Regions from separate parts of the Homo sapiens genome. Here region 1 is linked to region 2. A link is a loop called in an ENCODE intact Hi-C map of the cell type or tissue named here. Cell type or tissue: ovary. All regions are shown on one strand. Links, peaks and the distances in the headings refer to the core of each region. The heading gives the core; the rest is flanking DNA.

What was found. A loop is a pair of places that touch in the nucleus more often than their neighbours do. Peaks named below come from ENCODE experiments on the same cell type or tissue, not always from the same donor. Only the 100,000 strongest peaks of a DNase experiment are listed, where the experiment ranks them.
Region 1: a loop joins it to region 2, with 3 times the contacts of the local background. A loop is called at or near these places in 3 of 110 quality-filtered maps.

Annotation. Positions count from the first base shown.
Region 1 is chr4:37,907,065-37,909,979 of GRCh38, forward strand. The region is part of intron 2 of TBC1D1 (TBC1 domain family member 1); the gene reads left to right. Among named protein-coding and RNA genes, the nearest start is that of TBC1D1, 17 kb to the left of the region's middle. In ovary, for the core only: no CTCF peak of the experiment used is centred there; DNase peaks (open chromatin) are centred at 1,399 and 1,757; H3K4me3 peaks cover 869 bases; H3K27ac peaks cover 1,477 bases.
Region 2 is chr4:37,991,356-37,994,270 of GRCh38, forward strand. The region is part of intron 2 of TBC1D1 (TBC1 domain family member 1); the gene reads left to right. Among named protein-coding and RNA genes, the nearest start is that of PTTG2, 32 kb to the left of the region's middle. RefSeq lists an enhancer at 1,666-1,835. In ovary, for the core only: no CTCF peak of the experiment used is centred there; no DNase peak of the experiment used is centred there; H3K27ac peaks cover 675 bases.

The DNA.
Region 1 (2,915 bases), core at 294-2,793, 84 kb before region 2:
AAGAGTTTTACATTTTTTCAAATCTCCTTAATGTCTGAATTAATAGAAGATAACTGGATTCTCATAGCTGATTCTCTATTCATTCTGTTGTGATGGATTGTTTAATTGAATATATGAAGAAAATTTGGCCTCACACTGCTACATAGTAGGAAAATGGAGCACTATATCCATAGCCTTTTTAGAAAATTGTGGATCTTTTTATTTAATGCTACAACTCGACAAGTGGTAGTTTTTAGAAGGTTAGCTGTAATATGAAATCTGAAACTATATCAAAGTATTTTTTGCACTTTATTATGTTAAAATCCATTGATCTATCTAGCAGTTTTTTTTTCTTTGAGACGGAGTTTCATCTGTTGCCCAGGCTGGTGTGCAATGGTGAAATCTTGACTCACTGTAACCTCCGCCTCTCGGGTTCAAGCGATTCTCCTGCCTCAGCCTCCCAAGTAGCTGGGATTACAGGCATGCACCATACATGCACCATAGGTTACATTTTCTCCTAACACCCATGAACGTCCCTCAGAATGTGTGAACACAGTGGCATAAGGTCCTGGGTTAAAATGTAGTGTTGCCTTTGAGTCCATGGTAAGTAAACATGGTAAGTAAATGGACATATCCACTCTGGAAACTGATGGTTGCATGAGTGACCCTGACTAGATCTTTACCTCATCACATCCCAAAGAAATCAAGAGTCTGCCCAGACTCAGACCTAGAAACATTCTCAAGTCTAAGAAAATCATCTCAGGGTTCTTCTTCTCTCCAGTTCTTCAGCCTTGTCTCTTCTACAAAATCTCTACTCAGAAGAAAATCCAATCTGCCCCTCATACTGATTGTCATTTTAGATCATTCATAAAAGTAATTGCATTTTCATTCTTTTCTTTATCCACGGAGGAAAAAGCTCTGCTTCCTTTAAAGGGACTTTCCAGCACTGAGGAGCAGGTAGCAGAAGTGTTAGGCTGGGGCTTCTGACATTACATGGTGCTGTTTTACATCAGTCAAAGGAAAGAGGGGATTTTGAGTGGGAAATGGCGGGGGTTCTTGAGATGGTAATAGGTGGAGAAGTGCAGGCTGGTGTGTGGTCGAGGGCAGTGGGCAGAGTGTGTGCCGGGCCCAGGGTAAGTCAGAGACAGTGTACATGGAAGTATTTTTGGTGTAAGCGCCTTTTTTGGGGGGTCTCTCTGTCGCCCAGGCTGGAATGCAGTCGTGCAATCTTGGCTCACTGCAACCTCTGCCTACCGGGTTCAAGAGATTCTCCTGTTTCAGACTCCTGAGTAGCTGGGATTACAGGCGCCCGCCACCACTCCCAGCTAATTTTTGTATTTTTAGTGGAGATGGGTTTTCACTATGTTGGCCAGGCTTGTCCCGAACTCCTGGCCTCAAGTGATCCGCCCGCTTCCACCTCCCAAAATGTTGGGATTACAGACATGAGACACTTGTGCCTGGCCACGCCAAATGTTTTTTAACTGGCATTTCTTATCGCACTCGAAATATGTCATGGCTCTTCAAGCACTGTTCTCGACTCTAATAAGATTGTGATCCTCTGGATTTGGTGTCCACTCTGAACGCGGCGTGGGTGTTTAACAACTGTGACGGGACAGATGTCATTAATGTGAAAATGCTCGCAGCCTTCCCCTTTTCCACCCTGCTAAAAGAATCTGGTAATTGCTAGCCTGGTTCCTCCCTCTCCCAAAAAGGAAGTCTTATTTCTTGCTGGGAGAAAGGCTAAGTTTGAGGGGGAACAGTGCGATACAGGAGCATGGGGCCTGGGTGGAGCGGGGGAGAGTGAAACAGAGCAGCTGCGTGGGAAACAGACATGTAGAAATCGACTTTATTAAACGTCGCTGGAGAAGATGTATTTGGATTCCTTTTAATGTCCTTTGACAAAACGGGTTTTCTTTTCTATGATTCTTGGCAATGAAGCTGCATTTCTTGAAGGTGACACATATCTGAGACTGAACCGTGTGGGCTCCCTTACCACTAATTTTAAGACTACTTGACTCTTTGTAGATTTGATTTTAAACCAATAAATGTTTCCTTTTGAAATTTCCTGTAAGGAACCAGTGTATTCTTGCATGAGGCCCTGTAAGCACATCGCCTTTCCCAGTAACGGCATAGGACCTTGTGCCTCCTCACCCAGCCTCTCTGGGCTGCATGTTACCTCGCATATTAAACAAGAAGGCAGTCTGAAGCTGTTTTCTTGTGATTAGCAGGAGTCCATCCCCCGTATCAAAAGCCATTGTTGCCTTGGCTGAGTTTTATTACTTAAATGTAAAAAATTTTTGAAACCTTATTTTTGAGTGTCGCTTTGTATCATTTTGTATTTTACCCATTACTAATTTGTTTTAATAATTCACCGTCTGCTTGGAATTTTAAGTTGGCCACTTAATATATGCACCATTACTTCAGGATTTTCAATAGAGTCTGGCTTCAATTGCATCTCTTGCTTGGCTGTTATATTTGCCGGCTCATTACTTTCTTTCTTCGCTAGAGTGAAGATCGAAGATTACAACACAGAGCTAGAGCATTTTGTTTCTGAGGGTGATTATTTTGAAGAACATAGTATTATTTTTCAAATATTCTCACCTCTTCCCCCTTCTACATTTGGTCATAATTTCTAAACTTCAAACATTTGTCTCTTTTGCTACACAGGTAATGATTCTGAGGGGGTCTTGTTAGGTATGTTTTGGAGGACTTCTTACCTATATTAAATTTCCACTGGGCACCTTTAATCCCAGCCTGATTTATTATGTAAATTTTCATTTGGGGTCCCATGCAGCAGCTATGACTCAGTGCAGTGTATCCATGTCAGCTAATCAGCACTTGACTGTCTGTCACACTAGACAGAAGTTGGTTGCTGGGTGCAAGGGCTGGCAGGAATTTTTTCGTCTATAAAAAGAATGTCCGGGACTGCATGAACT
Region 2 (2,915 bases), core at 148-2,647:
CGCTGATCTGGGGGCTCTTTAAACCTCTCTAACAAGTTTTTGTGCTAATCCTGACTGAGTAGATGGAGGCAGTGGAGCCCAGCTGGCCTGTCACTATGGGGCAGAGGGTGACTCTACCCTCAAGCCCTGCATGAAGACCCCAGGGTGGGCACCACAGCCCTTTACAGTCACTTAGCACCTGCTGCTGAACACGAGCATGCAGACCTGGTAAGGCTTGTGAGTTTCAGAGAATTCCTGCAAGTCCCTGGAAATGTGGGCACTGGCAGCTCTTCTCTCTCTTTTTTTTTTTTAAATTTAGTGGGCTTAGAGGTTTTAGCCTAATAAGGAAATTTTACACTGGACGATTTTATCCCAAATAAAAGCAAATCATAGGGACCCAGTGTTGCCTAAAAAACCAGTCCTTACTGGGGAGGTCTAGTTGTGTCTAGCCTGGCTCTGTGACCAGATGCCAGCCATTCCAGCCTCCTGTGGCTGCATTTCATCCCGAAAGTGAATAAGGTGAGTGAGTGATTCAAAGGTCCCATCCAGGGGGTGACAAAGAATATTCCAGGTGGAAGAAACTGCATGAGCAAAGGTATGGAGGTGGAAACCCAAATGAACAGAGGCTTAGGAGGTGTGTTCGAAACATGTTTGGTACAAACGGAACTTACAGAGAAAGAAGCCAGGTGAAATAAGGCAGGAAGAGTTGAGTGGAGCCCCATTGGTGGGAGACCCTGAGGGTTAGCAGGACTGTGTTTGTTCTGGTAGGGATTGCAGAGGAGCCCTAGAAGGTTTGTGAGCAGGAGGCTGACCCCATCAGACCTGTGTTTCCAGAAGATCAGGCTGTGCTGGATAGCAGGATGGATGTAGGGAGATGCCAGAGGCGGCAGAGGAGAGGTCTTGCTGGGGTCTGGCTGAAGCAAGTGTAGGCCCGGACCAGCGCTTGAGGTTTTGGGCTCGTGGTGAGAGAATATACACCCAAAGAGCTGAGGGAAAGAAGGAGTAAGGAGAAAGAAGAGCAGAAGCCACTTACCAGGTTTTGAGCCCAGTTACCTAGAAGGCATTTGGGAAACAAGGAAGTAGGAAGAAAGGCCTATTTTAAGGAAAAGAGAATGAGCTTGATGTGGATATTTTAAGGTCAAGGACTAGAAGTCTGGTGTTTTTTTTTTTTTTTTTTTGAGACGGAGTCTCGCTCTATCACCCAGGCTGGAGTGCAGTGGCGCGATCTTGGCTCACTGCAAGCTCCGCCTCCCGGGTTCACGCCATTCTCCTGCCTCAGCCTCCCGAGTAGCTGGGACTACAGGTGCCTGTCACCACGCCCGGCTAGTTTTTTGTATTTTTAGTAGAGATGGGGTTTCACCGTGTTAGCCAGATGGTCTTGATCTCCTGACCTCGTGATCTGCCCGCCTCGGCCTCCCAAAGTGCTGGGATTACAGGTGTGAGCCACCATGCCTGGCCGATTCTTTTTTTTTTTTTTTTCTTTTTTTGGAGACAGAGTCTCACTCTGTCCCCTAGGCTGGAGTGCAGTGGCGCGATCTCAGCTCACTGCAACCTCCGCCTCCTGGGTTCAAGTGATTCTCCTGCCTTGGCCTCCCGAGTAGCCAGGATTACAGGCGTGTGTCATCATGCCCAGCTAATTTTGTATTTTTAGTAGAGATGGGGTTTCACCATGTTAGCCAGGACGGTCTCGAACTCCTGACCTCAGGTGATCCGCCTGCCTCAGCCTCCCAAAATGTTGGGATTACAGGCGTGAGCCACCGCGCCCGGCCTGGTGATTCTTTAAATAGGTGATTGGAAATGTTAGCGAAGTTTAGGAAAGAATTCAGAGCTGGAAATGTAGAGAAAGAAACCATCTTTCTTAGTTTTTGGGGAGTAGATGCCATCCTGAGAGAGAGGGAGAGACAGAGAGAGAGAATCAGAACACTATGAAGAATCTTTTTTAAGATGTCTGTGAAATGAAAGATTTTACTAAATACATTCTAAAGGAGAGAATTACATTAGTAAGATTTCATTACCCTGCGCCTCCCCTTAAGGCTGATCTTTATTTTTTTCCTCTTGTAACTAAATCAAGATGAAGCCTTGCTTTTGAAAATGTCATTAGGATTCAGAGACTACAATTCCCACTTGGTAGATGGAGTTCTTGTTCCTGCATTGTGGTGAGTGGATCAAAGTTCAGTTCCAGCAAGTCACTGAAGCCCCTCAACATACAGTAGCACTCCCTTGGCATGGGGCAAACAACAAAGCTTTATTTATTTATTTATTTTTGAGATGCAGTCTCGCTCTGTTGCCCAGGCTGGAATGCAGTGGCGCAATCTCAACTCACTGCAACCTCCGCCTCCCGGGTTCAAGCAATTCTCCTGCCTCAGCCTCCCAAGTAGCTGGGATTACAGGCGCCCGCCACCGTACCCAGCTAATTTTTGTATTTTTAGTAGAGACGGGGTTTCACCATGTTGGCCAGGCTGGTCTCGAACTCCGGACCTCAAGTGATCCACCCACCTTGACCTCCCAAAGTGCTGGCATTAAGGGCGTGAGCCACCGCGCCCGGCCACAACAAAGCTTTGAGCACATTCCCAGCATCAGCTCTTGGCTGGCGAAGCCAGTCTTTATCTCCTGTCAGCCTTGGTTTTGGTGTTGGTTCTCCAGAAATTCCCTGATTGTAAAATATCTGATCTCGTGAAAATGAAGTCAGCACTTCCCAGAAGTTGAGAGGCCTGAAGGGGGAGTAAAAACCGATTTCAAATCCTGCCTGGAGGGAACCTGCTCAGGAGGTCCTGGAAGGTGGAGGCAGGCTCTCATCGCCTGTCTTTATTAAATAAAGCCCTAAAGCCCTAGACTGTGGTGCTCGAAACTTTTTAAGGGATGCCTGACTCCTCAAGAAGTCTGTACCATTTGAATGAGCTCTAGTTGAAAGAAAGGTTTTTATAATATATTCAAAG